2 separate regions of the Mus musculus genome follow, and region 1 is linked to region 2. A link is a loop called in an ENCODE intact Hi-C map of the cell type or tissue named here. Cell type or tissue: heart. All regions are shown on one strand. Each heading gives the region's core, and the rest is flanking DNA. Links, peaks and the distances in the headings are about the cores only. Region 1 overlaps Arap2 (ArfGAP with RhoGAP domain, ankyrin repeat and PH domain 2). Region 2 holds the start of Arap2 (ArfGAP with RhoGAP domain, ankyrin repeat and PH domain 2).

Region 1 (5,000 bases), core at 1-5,000, 52 kb after region 2:
AGAACAAGATTGGATATGAGCCCGGTTGGATGTTTTCTTTTTCTTTCTTGTCTTTCTGTTAGGTTTTAAAAGGACTAAGCTTAGTCATATTACTTGTTCATTCATCCTTTTGGGCATGGTGTCGGGGGTAGAGGGAGCGAGAGAATGAGAACCTATTTGGGTCTTAGTGTTCATAGTTGATCATAAATAGAATATGAATCATTTCTGGACTTTGTCCCTGTAAAAGAGTAAGGTGCATTGTGGGATGTTGGCATTAAGAAAGTCAACAAATATATAAAGAGATTGCATTAACGGCTACAGGGAAACTAGAGGCACTTTTCCAGGAAAACTCTGGTTGGATATGTACTAGTTTGTCAGGGAAGGAATTTGTCTGTAGGTGTCTTAGGGATAATACTTAAAGTTAGTAAGGGAAGAAAGGGGAGGTTAGGAATGGATTTAAGGTCTCTATTCTACCCCTAGATATTGATCTTATTTTATATCTTAAAGTTGAAAATTACATGTTTTATTAAGCTCTTAGGTTCAGTTTCAATGGAAGTGAGGTGTGGCTCTGCACAGACCTCTGGCTTTCCCTAGTTGCTGTTGGGACCCTGGAGGAAGAAGCACATTTGTTTGCCTTGGAAGAACTGGAGAGAGAGAAGAAGACACTAGGTGGAGAGTGGATAGGTGCATACAGTATATAACTAACAAGGAGTGTGTGCATACTGAAGAGTGCCTTTCCTTCAACCTGCCAGTGCTGGGGATGTGGGAGTCCTTGGATTGTTGGAAGTGAAAAGTCAGCTCTGACTATGGAAAGCATTGCTGGGAGAAGAGATAGGAGAAGCCAAGAGAGGTGAGGAAGGAGCCGATGAGGGGGATCAGATGGAAGGAGGCTGTTGACTAGTGTGGTTAGATGAGGTTAGGGCCCAGAGTGTTCTTTATCATTAATTTAATATTTGTATATGAAATTGTTGTATGTGCTAGGGAACTTCATTTCTTTCCCTGTTTTGTCATTAGAGCTGGTTGGCTCTACGGATGCATATGTTTGTTAATGATTAGTGTGGGAATCTTTCTGTATTTTACACAAGTAATAGACCTTTGGCTGGAAAGCAGTGAGAAAAAACTCCCCCAGGGCCAGAACATTCTTTTTCTATCTTTAACTGTCACGAAAGCCACAGGAAATGATACTAAGTCTTTAAATGTGTTTTAAAACTGCAAGAGAGAGGGAGAGAGAAATGCTTAGTGGTGACTGGTTTTACTTTTTTCAATAGGAAGTTAGTGTTTGGTATCTATTAAAAGCAGAGGTTATCGTGGTGGCATCAGCCCAGGCTGACTGTATATAGAGAAGACAGTTCTCAGACTAGGGACTGTTGAATGCATGTTTGTTGGGAGGAGTTGGGGAAGAAACTTAAACAAAACGGAAACCACATGTGTGCACAAAAGCCCCTTCAGCAGTCCACTGTAAACTCAGCAAAACGATCTTTTTAAAAGTCTAAATATCAAAATGGGATTATCTTATTTTTCCCTTGATTTTATTTGGTGTCAGAATTTTAAACTGCATTTGCCTTTTATATGATCCTATTTCAACAGTATGCTGTTTAAAGAGATTATAAATACTCTGTAGTTTGACAAGGATTTTTCAACATCTTTAACTTGAAATACATTATTGATATGTATAAATTCAATTAACAAGACCACATTAGCTTAGCAACATAGCGTTCACTCACCAATGATCAAAGTAAAATAAGATCTGAGCCGGAGCTTAATGAGGGATGAGAGCATCATGTCATGCGCCCCTTGAAGGATTATCTTCTTGGTGGACCATGGGTTCAGTGGTGGAGGGGGTGCCCTCGTTTTGTTGTGCAGGGACCCTCACAGCTGCATGTGAAGGCAACGTCGACATTATATTATTTTGCAGATACCTACATTATCTAACCAGAATGTGCTACTATACACAGTCTCACAGTGCAATAATGAGAAATGTAGACCTGAAAGTTGTTACAGCCTCTTGTTACCTCTATTGTCTAAGAGAACAATGAAATGTACTCAACATAGGGACATTACAGACACATTTGAATTCGTGTCATGGAATGTAAAATAATGCTTTTCATGTATTTTACAGAAAACGCATGTTTCAGAAGAGATGGGTGAAATTTGATGGCCTTAGCATTTCTTACTACAATAATGACAGAGTAAGTACTGGCATCAAAGATTATTTTACATACACTAAGTGTGCGGAAAACAAGGGAATAGTTGAACACTTTTAAGAGTAGAAAATAATATATTATCAACATGAAAAGCAAGGGAATATGACGTAATCACTCTCCATGATTTAATTTCATAGAATGTATGGCTAATTTTTATTTTTAGTGTATACATCTTTTTTTTTAAAATTTTTAATTTTTTTTTTTTTGGTTTTTCGAGACAGGGTTTTTCTGAATAACCTTGGCTGTCCTAGAACTCACTTTCTAGACCAGGCTGGCCTCAAACTCAGAAATCCACCTGCCTCTACCTCCCAAGTGCTGGGATTAAAGGCCACCACTGCCCAGCAAGTGTATACATCTAATAGTTATTTTTAGAGCATCTTCTACAAATTATAGGAAAGGTTGTGAGCTATGTAAAGATGAATACAAAGTTTCCTTCATCCCTCAGAGCACCAAGATGTATACAAACCACACCATAAATAGAAAATTGAAAAGCAAGTAGGGGTTTGCCTCATCCTCTGGGAGTGAGAAGGGTTTGAATGGAATTCTATTGCTATGAGTTTGGAAGAAAAGAGGTTTGTACATGAAGAAATGTTGGAGAATAATAATTATTTATAGAAAGAATATGAAAGAAGCTTACATGAGAAAGTTTTGGCCATTTGCTACAAAACATATAGTGTTTTCTGGTTGTGTTGGGAATGAGCTTTGTGCAAGGGAGATGGGGGAGATGATGCTGTGTGGTTAGAGCCTACTGAACGTCCTGCATGTTGGTGAGAGTAGCTGAGTTGGGCAGAGTTCTGGGAATGTCTTCTTAAGCTTTGAAAATGTCCTTCTTTTTAGGAGATATAGGCTGAAATATTTGTCGGGATTGTGTTATTATAACTGAAAGCAGTAAAAAATAGTATTGCCTGTGTATACATTTTATTTGCCAATATATACATGTGTTTGTATTCATGTCTAATTAAATATAATAAATTCTGTATTTTATACAGTGGCATGATGAGTCCTCTGAATCCTAGCTTGTGTGTTATTGTGGATGAAGCCATTAGAAATATGTAAAAGTCCCACCTGTACTGAACCCGTACATCTATTTTTTTCTTATTCTTTAAATTAGATATTAAAGCAACTGTTTACATAGCATGACCATATATAAGATATTATAAGTAATCTGGAGGTGAATAAGCATTCATTAGGATATGTATAGGTTATATGGAGGTACAATATCATAGTTAAGGGCTTGAGCATTTGTGGGTCCTGGTGTCTGATGAGTTTCTGGACTGAATGTCTCTCAGATACTGAGCGATAGTGTTATCAAGTGTTAAATTTTGAAGTTACATAGGTAATTATTGTACTAACTTTTTGCCGTATGTTTGGTAATTTCCTCAGTGAACAGGTGAAACTGATAAATATACCATCCTTTAGTTAATTAAAATGAGATACTTTTCATCCTAATTATATTTTATATTTGAAGTTTTAATTTTAAGACAACCATATTCTTTTACTTATATATTCCAATTCAACATTGTATTCTCAGAAGTTGATACTGCATTATATTTGTGGCTTGCTTGTTTTTGGTTTGAAAAGAGATGTGTCTACTCCTGGAAGGCAAAAGAGTTTATATACTTACAGACAGAAAATAGCACAGGCAGTAACAAACTCTTGCAACCCTCGTGAGAACTGTAGAAGGCTTCAGGTTGGATTCATTTATACAGTGACCTAGATAGAGTAACACATTGGTTTAAACCAACATCCTCTTGGCTTGCAAAGTGGTGGGATGAATATTTGTAATCATTACTTGCTTGACAGCTATTTCTAGTTTGTTTGTATATCTTACCTTCATGGTATATCACATATGTGTCCATGATACCACTGGGAATTCTGTGTCCTGAGTCCCGAGGATAGCATTTTTGTTATTGGTTTTCTCTTTTATTGTATTTTTCATAAAATATATGATTCTTGTCTTTTGCCTCTTTTTCAACTTTTCCAAGATCCTTCCCACCTCCCTGTCTACTTAACTGTAAGTGTATACTCTCTGTACTGGGTAGTTTTATGTCAAATTGACACCGGCTCAAGTTATCACAGAGAAAGGAGTTTCAGTTGGGGAAATGCCTCAACGAGACCCAGCTGCAAGTTATTTTCTCAATTAGTGATCAAGCAGGGTGGTGCCATCTCTGGGCTGGTAGTCTTGGTTCTATAAGAGAGCAGGCTGAGCAAGCCAGGGGAAGCAAGCCAGTAAGTAACATCCCTCCATGGCCTCTGCATCGGCTCCTGCTTCCTGACCTGCTTGAGCTCCAGTCCTGACTTCCTTTGGTGATCAACAGCAATGTAGAAGTGTAAGCTGAATAAACCCTTTCCTCCCCAACTGCTTCTTGGTCATGAAGTTTGTGCAGGAATAGAAACCCTGACTAAGACACTCTCTGTTTGAAGAAAAATTAAAATGAACAAAGAACCAAGTAGTGAGAAGCAATGACAGAAACAAAAACCTATGAAGAAAATGGCTTCGCGGTTCAGGATTAGGTTCATAACCAGAGTGACCTGGGAGAAACTAACTGCTACTGTCCCACAATGTCTGGTCTTCTTGTTGGTTTTACTGGAGTGCAGAGAAAGTGTATTTAGGAGTGGGGGGGCTTTCTTGTCTTGTCATTGTGTTGGTGCAGTTTTTCGGTACTCCAACTTAAGGAGGGATTTCTGCTATGTGTCCAAGCAGACTGGATTTTCTCTCCATCATCTCAGAGCCCATCATACTTGCACTGTAGTGAGCCTAGTGTCACTTCTGACGTTTCTGCAACAAAAATTATTGTTAAACGTTTATAATCATGT
Region 2 (10,344 bases), core at 2,432-7,431:
GTGTTTGCCTTTCTGAATCTAACATACTTAACTGCATAATTTCTTGTTCTTTCCATTTTCCTGTATATGTCAAGGTTTTACTTTTCTTTATGGCTGAATACTTTTAAAGAACTTTTTATAGCAAAACAGAATAGTGTACAAGGTATAGGCTTTGAACCCAAATGTTTTTGTTAGGGTTTTACTGCTCTGAACAGACACCATGACCAAGGCAACTCTTATAAAGACAACTTTTAATTGTGACTGGCTTACAGCTTCAGAGATTCAATCTAATACCATCACAACAGGAGCATGGCAACATTTAGGTAGACATGGTGCAGGAGGAGCTGAGAGTTCTACATTTTCATCTGAAGGTCACTAGAAGTCTGACTGTCACAAGGTTAGGAGGAAGGTCTCATTGCCCACTCTCACAGTGACTCCTTCCTTCAACAAGGCCATGCCTACTCCAACAAGGCCATACCTGCTAATAGTGCCACTCCCTGGGCCAAGCATATTTAAATTACCACACCATATCACAGGCTTTTCAATCCCATCTTCCTTGTTTGGAGGCTGTACATTTTTAGCTGAGGTAACTTTCAGTTTCTACAAGTATTAAAAAGGTGATAATGGCAGAACCTTATCCTCAGCACAACTGAGAGGGCTAAAAATGCAAATATATCAAAATACATGGTTCAAAAACCAGAAATATAATTTGTTTTTCCCTCAGTCAATTAACCTGATCACTTCCAAGGCTCAAGGGGGCAAGTATAGCCAAAATATCATCAGTCAGTTATAGTTAGGATGCAGACAGAAGTTGCTATAGTTTGTATCTGAAATGTCCCACACAGACTCATACGTTGACAGCAACTAGAAGGCCAGTGTTGGCGGGTGGAAACTTGGGTCATAGTCTTAATCACAGTAGTAAAAAAACAGATAAGAACTGTTAGTATTTTAGTGTATTTTTCAGAGTGGCCCTGAACTGCTAGAAGGTATGGAATGAAACAATCTATGTGCAGAAGAGCAATACTGCATCAACATTCTTCTACATGGAATTTAAAGATTCCATATATAACTACTGAGAATGGAGTGCCTGCTGAGTCTGAATCACTTGTGAACAAAAGCAAGTTGAGAAAGAAAGGGTTTGTCTTACACCATCTGACCAGAGTCAGGCATTGAGGGAAGCTGAGGCAGGAGTTAAAGCAGAGACCCTGCTTGCTGGCATGTTTCCCACAGTGTGCTCCATTTGCTTTCTTATATAATCCAGGATCATGTGCCAGCATGGCACCTCCTAAAGCAGGCTGGGCTTCCCACATCAGTCTATAAAGAAAACGTGCCACAGGCCTGCCCATGGGACAAGCAGAGGATTGGCCTTTTCCCCCGGATGACTTCAGCTTGTGTCAAATGGAACAAACACACAGACAGGCATACAAATAAAGTCCTCAACCAGCAGAGACCCCATTCTGAAGCAGAGGGAGAGAGGGAGGGAGGGAGGGAGGGAGGGAGGGAGGGAGGGAGGGAGAGAGGGAGGGAGGAAGGAGAGAGAGAAAGAGAGAGAGAGAGAGAGAGAGAGAGAGAGAGAGAGAGAGACTCGCAGAAGTGTATTGAAGAACCATGGCTATCAGAGAGGTTAGGAGATAAGAAAAGTTGGTGAGATGCTAATCAAAAGATATAAAAGTTGAGTTAGATAAAATGAACAAATAGATTCAGTGTACATAATTGAACTCTATACCAGTTTATAATAGCGGCACACCAAGGGATGTGGTTATGGAAGAGGTGAGAACACAAGAAGATTTATATTTAGTTCTCTGGTTCAATTTTCATGTCAAATTGCATGTTCAATAATATCAATTCATAAAATGTGAGTCAAAAGTGCAATATTCGTAAATTAATATATTATTATGCTTATTTACACCTATGCATTAAACATTGTGAAATATTTGCCTGCTGCACCCACAACTTTACATTATATATACATATATATGTGTGTGTGTGTCTGTGTGTGTGTCTGTGTATTTTACTAAGTTACATTTCCAACACTACATTTTCCATCTGGCAAAATAATATTGGGTATTTTCTATAAAATGAGTGATTAGGTTTTATGTGTAAGCAATTCTGGCTACCAGATATTTTCAAAGCATTGAGAAGAAAGTGAAACATGAACTTAGTTCTTTGAGAATCATGGGCAGAAAAAAAAAGCGATAGAAATAAGTGCTCTGAGGAGTTGCTAATTCCTAGGTGCCTTACATGCAAAATCACACTGCTGCTGCGAACATTATTTTTACAGATGGAGAAACCAGGGCCAAATGTCAATATATGTACTCAAATGAGTGTGCTCAAACCGTCTCAGCCCACGGAGCATGTTGAGCTCCATTTTGAATGTGGCCTTTTCAGGCTCAGCATCAGGGTGGTGGTCACCAGAGACAATCCCTGGAGAAGACTGGCTTGGAGCTATCTGTCCTTATGCTCCTACATGATGGTGTAAGTCACTCCCATCCCGTTTTCTTTAGGTTTCTTATCTGTGGAGAACACTGCTATCGATTCTCTTTTCAAAGAGCTGCTGGTTGTCTCACCATGAGCTCCTACATGTGAATTGCTTGGAGCAGCAGCTGTCCTGTAAGTAGTCAGTGGATGTTGGTACTGTGATGGCGTTAGAAAAACAGGAGAGACCGAGAAAGAGAGAAGAGAGCTGGGATGGAGGGGGTTTCTATGCATCACCTCTTTCATGCCAGTGCATTATGGGTACATAGGGATGAGAGCAACAAAGGCAGAAGAGCCGGTTAAGTTGTTCCATTTGCTCTGCTATCTAAAAATCTAGGAACTAGGGGTAGGGGCAGGTCACCTTGGAGTAATTCCAGCCTTGATGGGAAAATAGTGAGTACAGATTGCCACTCCAGAAGCCTGGCAGAGGACGTATCTCCATATCTTAATTCTTATAGAAAGTCAATTTCTTTGTCCACTTTGTCCTCTTAATGCGTCACTTAAATAATTTATGCTGTACTAATACAGCTTAGATGTGCTCAATTTATCTGCTCTTCACTACTGAGCCTCTTTCATCTTCAATTAAACCCGCATTTATAAAACTGGAAGAATTATTTCAGCTCAGAGTTGTGGCATACCTATAAAATATGTATCAGTTGTTTGGCTAGAGACTGGTGATTAACAAGCAATTAATAAAAGGTAGCTTTTACCATCTTTCCCGAGCTATCTCCTCACCCCACCCCTCCAAACCCGCATATGAAGATTCAGCAGACCAACTTAGCACTCAGGAGTGGTGTATGCAGTCTGTAGTGGAGAGGCATTTTGCCTACTACAATGGCTATTAAATCACACGTCTACCCGGCAGCACCATAGTCTGTCCCCTGGGAGAGATGGCATCTAGAGATTGTTTTGTAGTTGTTTACCGTGTATCTTCAGAGTTGCATGCTCAAATTATCCAACATTAAAAAAAAAATTGAAAATCTCGGATAACTGAACGGCATGATTAAGGAACTAAGATGGTCTAAGGACACACGTCCAAACTATCTTATAAAAGCAACTGTGAAAAGTAACATGTTAAAGGTTGCCCCCCCCCCCCCCCCCCCCCGCGAGACACCATAACTGATGTAAGAATACTTGTATATTTGATGGCCTGACTTGTTCCGAGAAGGATTTAAGAAGGCTAATGAAGATTGGGGGTGTGGAGGTGGTGGTGGGAATATATGAGCGCTGTTAGGAGAGAAAGAAAAAGAAACCGGGAGCAAAGGGGGAAGATGAGTCCGGGAAAGAGCAACTCACAGAAAATTTGTAATAAATGGCGTGGAAAGTAAAACTAAAAGCAAAATAAATTAATAAATTAAAAATAAAGAAATAAAAAGAAAGAAACAAAGATTAAACAAAAGAAAAATAACACAGACAAAAAGAATTCTGCAAGTCTTTTGGGAGAAAATGAAGGCAATTTGCCCAGGGCCTTCTTGTGAAACCTTCTGTGTAAAGGATGCTGCAGCTCAAGCCCCTCTTTACCCCCGGAAAGATGGTGGTTTTGGATGGCAGTTGGTGATGTGGACTCGTGAAGGCCTGAGCTCCTGGGAAGCCTCTCACCCTGTGAGCTTCACCCATTAGCTTATTTTCATAATAAGGTCCGCATCACTGTAATTGCTTCACTTTCGTCAACAGATACAGCAGGAAGATAAGTAAGTACTTTCATGTTTTGAGGGAGAAACTCAGGTAGGTAATCTATTAAAAACAAACAACAAACTCAAAACAGGAGTATGAAGCAGGTCAGCAAGGATCCTGCTTGTTCTCAGGTAGGTTTCTGGGATTCTCTCTCTCTCTCTCTTTTTGTTTTTCTCATTGTATCACCAAGATCATTTAAGGACTGATTCAAAGACAGAAAGGCCTTCCAGACTCAAACAACCCCCAGGTTTGAGACCTAGTTTCCCAGAGATAAGTGTTCCTCAGGCCATTGGGTGTTATGCTCCTCCTCCTGAGATTCATCTAAAAAAAGGGATCTTAGAATTTGGTCGTAGCGGTGACTGGGGAGAATCCGACTTTGGGTTTGGTGGATATACTTATTCCTGGAACCTAGGCAAAAGGGTGTCCTAGATGTGTGTGAAGTTTGGGAAACACTGAGGCTACAGGGAAAGTTCTGGGTAGTGTAGCGCTTCTGCATTCAGAGGCGGCAGGATCCACCCCACTGGCCACCCGCCCAGGTCAGCGCACACAGTCCCAGCAACGTGTATCTGTAACCCAGCGAGGGTCTCAGCGGGAGGGTGGCAGGGCCAATCCCCCGCCCCGGGGGGACGCGCCCTTCCAGGGTCGCCACTGGGCAGACGCGCTCCAGGTGGCCTGGGCGGCAGGCGCGGCCGAGCGGCAGGCGGGCTGACTCAGCTGCGCAACAATGCTGCCGAACCGGGACGGCCTGCCCCGCCGCCCCCGCCGTTGAGCTCGGGCCGCCCCCGCCGGCCGCGGATCCCCGCCCCCGGGGCTCGGGAGGAAGCAGCCGGGCGCGGCGCCGAGCACCTGGGCGGCCCGGGCAGGCGCGGCTTCCGGGGCTGCGCGCTCGCCCGCGGAGCCCAGCCGCGCTCCCGCCTCCAGGTGCGGCGCGGGGTCCGCCCGCTCGCCGCCGGGGACAGCGCCCCACGGGGACGAGCCGGCGCTGCGCTGCCGGGGCTCGCGGGCCGCGCGCGAGCGAGGCGAGTCCCCGGGGTGCGCTGGCCGCGGTCCGGTCCCGGGTGCGAGAACGCAGCGCTTCGGGACGCGTGGAGTGCTCGGGCGGCTCTGGATTGTGTCGCTCGGATTGCGCGTCCCGCGAGTGGGCGTCGGAAGAGAAACCAAAGGCGGTAAGTGATTAGAAAGCTGCGCTTGCTTCTGGGATTTGACCCGCACGATTGACAGTCCAGTCAATCAGACTGTCTCATCCCCCTCTGCCCCCGACCAAAAACTGCCTGGGCAAGTTCCAGGCGCTGAGTTCTTTTCTCGGTGGAGGTAATGACTTGGGGCTCTGTGCTCCCCCCTGCACCCCCCACACCCTTCTGGTTACACACTTAAGGGCAGCCCTGTTAATTAACTTTAATTACAATCATTCGGCCTCCACCTGCTTGAACCTAGCACTGTACCAGGGGACCTCTCTGGAGTGCGGTTACCAGGCAGCTCTTTCACCTTTAGTGTGGGAAGCAGTTCTCATGGGAGAATTGGTGTCCATCTATTAATTGAAGTAAGTTTTTATTTTACTTCATTCTGATGTTTTCTTTAGTCTTGGTTTTCTTGGTGGCGATCTGGAGTTTCTTTGACTTGGAAGGTTTGTGAAATTATATTGTGAACAATAGCCTTTGATATTTAGAAAAAAATACAAGAAGTGATAAGATACGCTGTGTGGAAAACTGTCTCAGGCTCTTGTAAGTTAGATGAGAGATACCAAGTTTGTCCTTGAAGTATAGGACACTTAGTAGCACATAAGTTTATTTTTTTTTTTAAGTATTGGAATACGCTATTTTTAAAAGTACATTTAATCGGATGTCATTGTTATTCCCAATAATAGCTTTGTACTTACAAGCCCAGTATCGATTCTCTTCACTTAAGCTTTGTGCACCAGAAGTGTATGGAGCATTGCCTGTAAGTGGAAGGTGGCTATGGATGAGGTAACTTTTTTAAAGGCAAGGAATAACGACAAGATTTTTATTCATGACTTTTATACACTTACAAGAGAAATATGGAAGGCAAAGGCACTTGGTATTCCACTGTTTAACAATGTTTAATAGAGAGAAAATAAAAGTGGGTCGTGCAAGTAGGCTATATCCTAAAATGGAAATATCCCCTGGCTCCTGTCCAAGGAGAGATTGAACACATATTTAAGGTGGGTCTTCACACTAAGAGGGTTTTATATAGACTTGATGTGTCGCAGCCATTTTTTTTTTTAAAAAATGTACCTAGATAGTAAGTCAAAAAGCTTGTTAAAGCTAATTTATATGTGTCTGCTGTTTTGTATTCTTTCCTTCCACTCCTCGGCCTGTCACATGCAGTTTTTTTTTTTTTTTTTTTTTTTTGAGGGGGGAGTTGCTTGTGAAAAGAGTAGCTGAGGGTCCGCTTAGAAACAAATTCTTGTTTTCCTGACATCTCAGGTTCCCAGTTGTGAGGCTCATGGGCACTCAATGAATGCTTTTCAGATTGAAGTACTTTTAGTTACCATGGTTAAATAGAACTCAAGTTCTACTGGATTACAGTTTTTGTGTCTCACATTAGCGTTTGGAAACTGAAGTTTTAAAAACTTGCTTCTGAGGATTCTCCAGGTCCTAGAAGGAGACTTTGCTTTCTGTTTTGTTACTTCCTAACACATTAACTTGCAGCTGAAGAACTCCGTGTGGTGAACTTGACCATAAAATTCAAAGTATGAACGACAGCCGCAGCTTTAATAGTTTCTGTTGTCATGTGCTCCACCCTCTCTTCAGTCTTCTGTTTTGGAGCCACTTACTGGTCTTTTGCACATGCTAAGTTGTGGAGTGTTTCTGATTCTTTGTAAAAGGCTAATCAGGCGATGTCTTCTTATTGGTCCTGGAAATATGTGTTAACTTTTACCCAAACACATTGAATACAAACATAGTGGATGCCTCCTTAAGTCATTTCTACATTAGAGTTTACTATTTTACATTTTAAAAACATTGGTCACAGTGTGGATATATGGCTATATTTCTACCAAGCCTAATGACGTGAGTTTGATCCCCAAGACCCAGAGCCTCATGGTGGGAAGAGACAACTGACTCTAGCAAGTTGACCTCTGACCTCCATGCAAATGCTGTGTCACTCCCATACATGCACATACACATGTACACACATAGAAACAATGCATTAACATATGTAAAATATGTCACCCGAATTGAATATATAATATTAGGAAGGTCATTTGGCTCACATTTTTTCCCTTGATTGGAATAGCAGTGGTATTCTCTTTTAATTATTCTGCGTAGAAATTTTCTTCAAGTTTTTACTCAGCATAAGCAGACTTCTCTACTGATGCTCAAGTGAGAACAAATGTGTTCTGCTATGGATGAGGTGGGGATTTTGTTGAAAGCTATTTCTGTGAGGTAGAGAGAATTATTTTCTGACTTTTATGTGTATCTAGGGGTGGATCGTTGCGGGAAGAAATGGCTCATCATTCCTGAAGGTTCTCAAAAAAAAAAAAAAAAAAAACCAAAACAGAAAACAAACAGTAAAACACCACAGGTTATGCTGTGTGGCCGAGCATGCAGAGAGAAAGGCTTGGTCTGTCCAACAGCAAGGAAAACTGATCATTTCCCTGGTTAACAGATGACTTGGAAGACTGGGGGTAGAGATGGTCAGGACTGTGGAGAGAGTTTCACTTCATTCACAAGAAGTGTGGACTCTTCACTTTCCAGGTCTTCAGCTGACTTCAGCTGCCATTCTGACATCAGGACTTGTTGACCTCTGGATCCCTCCCACCTGCTCCGCCTTCTCTCTGTGGCCTGATATTTATCTGCTCTCCCTGTGCCTCCTTCATGGCCTTTGATCTCCTTTCAGGTGTTGGTGTCTCCACCTGTGGCCTTTCTTCTTGAAACCCTGTTGAGTAGCTCCCTTCCTCTGACCTCAGCCCTTGGAAAGACCTGACTTGCTGCAGTCCTTAGTTGTATTACTTAAGTTGATGGGAGACTTCTAGAGTCCCTGATCACTTCTAAAGGATGGTGTCACATGTGTGTGATTGAAATAAAGCATTACACTGCAAACCCTGTAACTATTAAGGGCACAAAGCTGAGTCTTCATGTTGTTTCAGAGTAAGTGCTATTTTGCATACTTTCTGTTCTTCTGAGAATGTTGTCCTGTCTCCCAAGCCCTTCCTTGCTTGGACTGGGCTGTTTGTCTCAGGGCTGGTTGTTTATACCCACACCAGTGCCTTTGCTTATTGTCAGGCCTAAGCCTGCTCTTTTTTTAACCTACTGGAGGGAGGACACTGACCCTTTACTTTGTAGCCCTCGATGCTGTTCTCAAGTGAGATAAGAAGTACTGTTATCTTGAACTGAAAATGTTTCCCGCTATTATCTTGGAGAGAGCAGTGTCCCCTAAATATTTATTGAAGGATGTAAACAAAGAGACATATAACTTCAGAGACAGTTGAAGTACTTGTCTTCCCGTAAGAACAAGAGACTTTAAGAATCACAGAATCAAGAGGAAGCTCTTGAATTCAGTTGGAAAAGAGGTCAGGGTGCTATTTATAAATGCAGAGAGGAAACATTCACAGTAGGCTATTTTGAAACATCTGGTTGTTGGTCTAAAAATGTGGCTCTTAAATTCAGAGACATGGTGAATAGATATTTGTACTGCAACGTTGAGATGTAATGCACACACACACACACACACAAGTGTGTCTGTCATAACTCTACATGTCAAGTTCTTTGTCCTGCACTGTAGTAGTATTTCAGTTTTTGTCTGGATTAATTGGATGTTAAAGCTGTGCTCACTATATCACAAAATGGAACAGAGAAAAGAAGAGCGTATGCCTGTTTGCGTCTCAGTGCAAGATTTTGAAAGGATTGGGCTCAGCTACAGATATGCTATAGACTATAGTTAGGGCTAGAAAAGGGCCCGTTCCTAACAGAAGAGATGCAGGTATTGAAGCACATGGGTCGGCATTGAACACAGTGGTGCAAGTTTCAGTTTGACATTCCTTGTGGAAACCCTTCAAAGGGCCTGTGAATATCTAGTCATCTCACCCTCCAAAGAGCCTAGAGTTGTGTCCACCATAACATCTTTCTTTGGTTGCTCTCAAATTATGGCTTTACTTGGCAGATCTCTCCATTAGAATTTGAAAGAATTTTCTTTTTTTTTAATTAGGTATTTTCCTCGTTTACATTTTCAATGCTATCCCAAAAGTCCCCCATACCCACCCCCCCAATCCACCACCCACCCACTCACCCCCCCCCCCCCCCTTTTGGCCTTGGCGTTCTCCTGTACTGGGGCATATAAAGTTTGCAAGTCCAAAGGGCCTCTCTTTCCAATGATGGCCGACTAGGCCATCTTTTGATACATATGCAGCTAGAGACAAGAGCTCCTGGGTACTGGTTAGTTTATATTGTTGTTCCACCTATAGGGTTGCAGTTCCCTTTAGCTCCTTGGGTACTTTCTTTAGCACCTCCATTGGGGGCCATGTGACCCATCCAATAGCTGACTGTGAGCATCCACTTCTGTGTTTGCTAGGCCCCGGCATGGCATAGTCTCACAAGAGACAGCTATATCAGGGTCCTTTGAAAGAATTTTCAAACCTCAGCTAATTAACTCCAAGTGTAAACGGGAACTTTGAGAGACGTGCTGTGGTCAAGGGGATTATCAGGCACTGAACTCTTATGCTATTATCTAAAACACACAAATACAGGCACTGGACATGACACTCTATAGTCACTCCTCATACCAAGAAAAGGAGTTGCTATCCTGGCATTGACAGGCACACTGAACTCTAGATTGCAGAGTTGTGCTTTTTTTTTTTCTGATTGCACAATAAGTAAAAAATGTCTCAGAATAATCTTTTCCCTTCCGCCCCAAAGCCAAATGATTTTGCTTAGGATTCGGCTATTTTAAGATCAAGTTTCACTTATTTTGCATCTAGCAGCTAATGGCTGAATATTTGCTCTTTGCCAGAAACCCCTCAAAGGGCTGTGACTGTTTAATCATCTCACCCTCCAAAGAACCAGGAATTGCGTGCATGAGTGCATGATTATCTTCCCTCTGGTGACAGTGCTGAGGCTGGGGAGGGAAAGGCATCCTGGAAGGCCACAAAGGTTGTGTGCAGCAGAGCTGGCAGCTTTGGTAATCATTGTGGTCTGTGTCCCAGGTCTAAAGTCTTCCAGTCTCCAAACACTAATTATGTATCTGTCTCACTAGTTTAAT

What was found. Peaks named below come from ENCODE experiments on the same cell type or tissue, not always from the same donor. Only the 100,000 strongest peaks of a DNase experiment are listed, where the experiment ranks them.
Region 1: a loop joins it to region 2, with 1.8 times the contacts of the local background. A loop is called at or near these places in 3 of 42 quality-filtered maps.

The regions. Positions count from the first base shown.
Region 1 is chr5:62,711,901-62,716,900 of GRCm38, reverse strand. It overlaps Arap2 (ArfGAP with RhoGAP domain, ankyrin repeat and PH domain 2), which reads left to right. Exons shown (of 33, transcript NM_178407.3): 7 at 2,099-2,168. Among named protein-coding and RNA genes, the nearest start is that of Arap2, 52 kb to the left of the region's middle. In heart, for the core only: no CTCF peak of the experiment used is centred there; no DNase peak of the experiment used is centred there.
Region 2 is chr5:62,760,844-62,771,187 of GRCm38, reverse strand. It overlaps Arap2 (ArfGAP with RhoGAP domain, ankyrin repeat and PH domain 2), which reads left to right and starts at 5,011. Exons shown (of 33, transcript NM_178407.3): 1 at 5,011-5,294. In heart, for the core only: no CTCF peak of the experiment used is centred there; a DNase peak (open chromatin) is centred at 4,927; H3K4me3 peaks cover 1,962 bases; H3K27ac peaks cover 1,053 bases.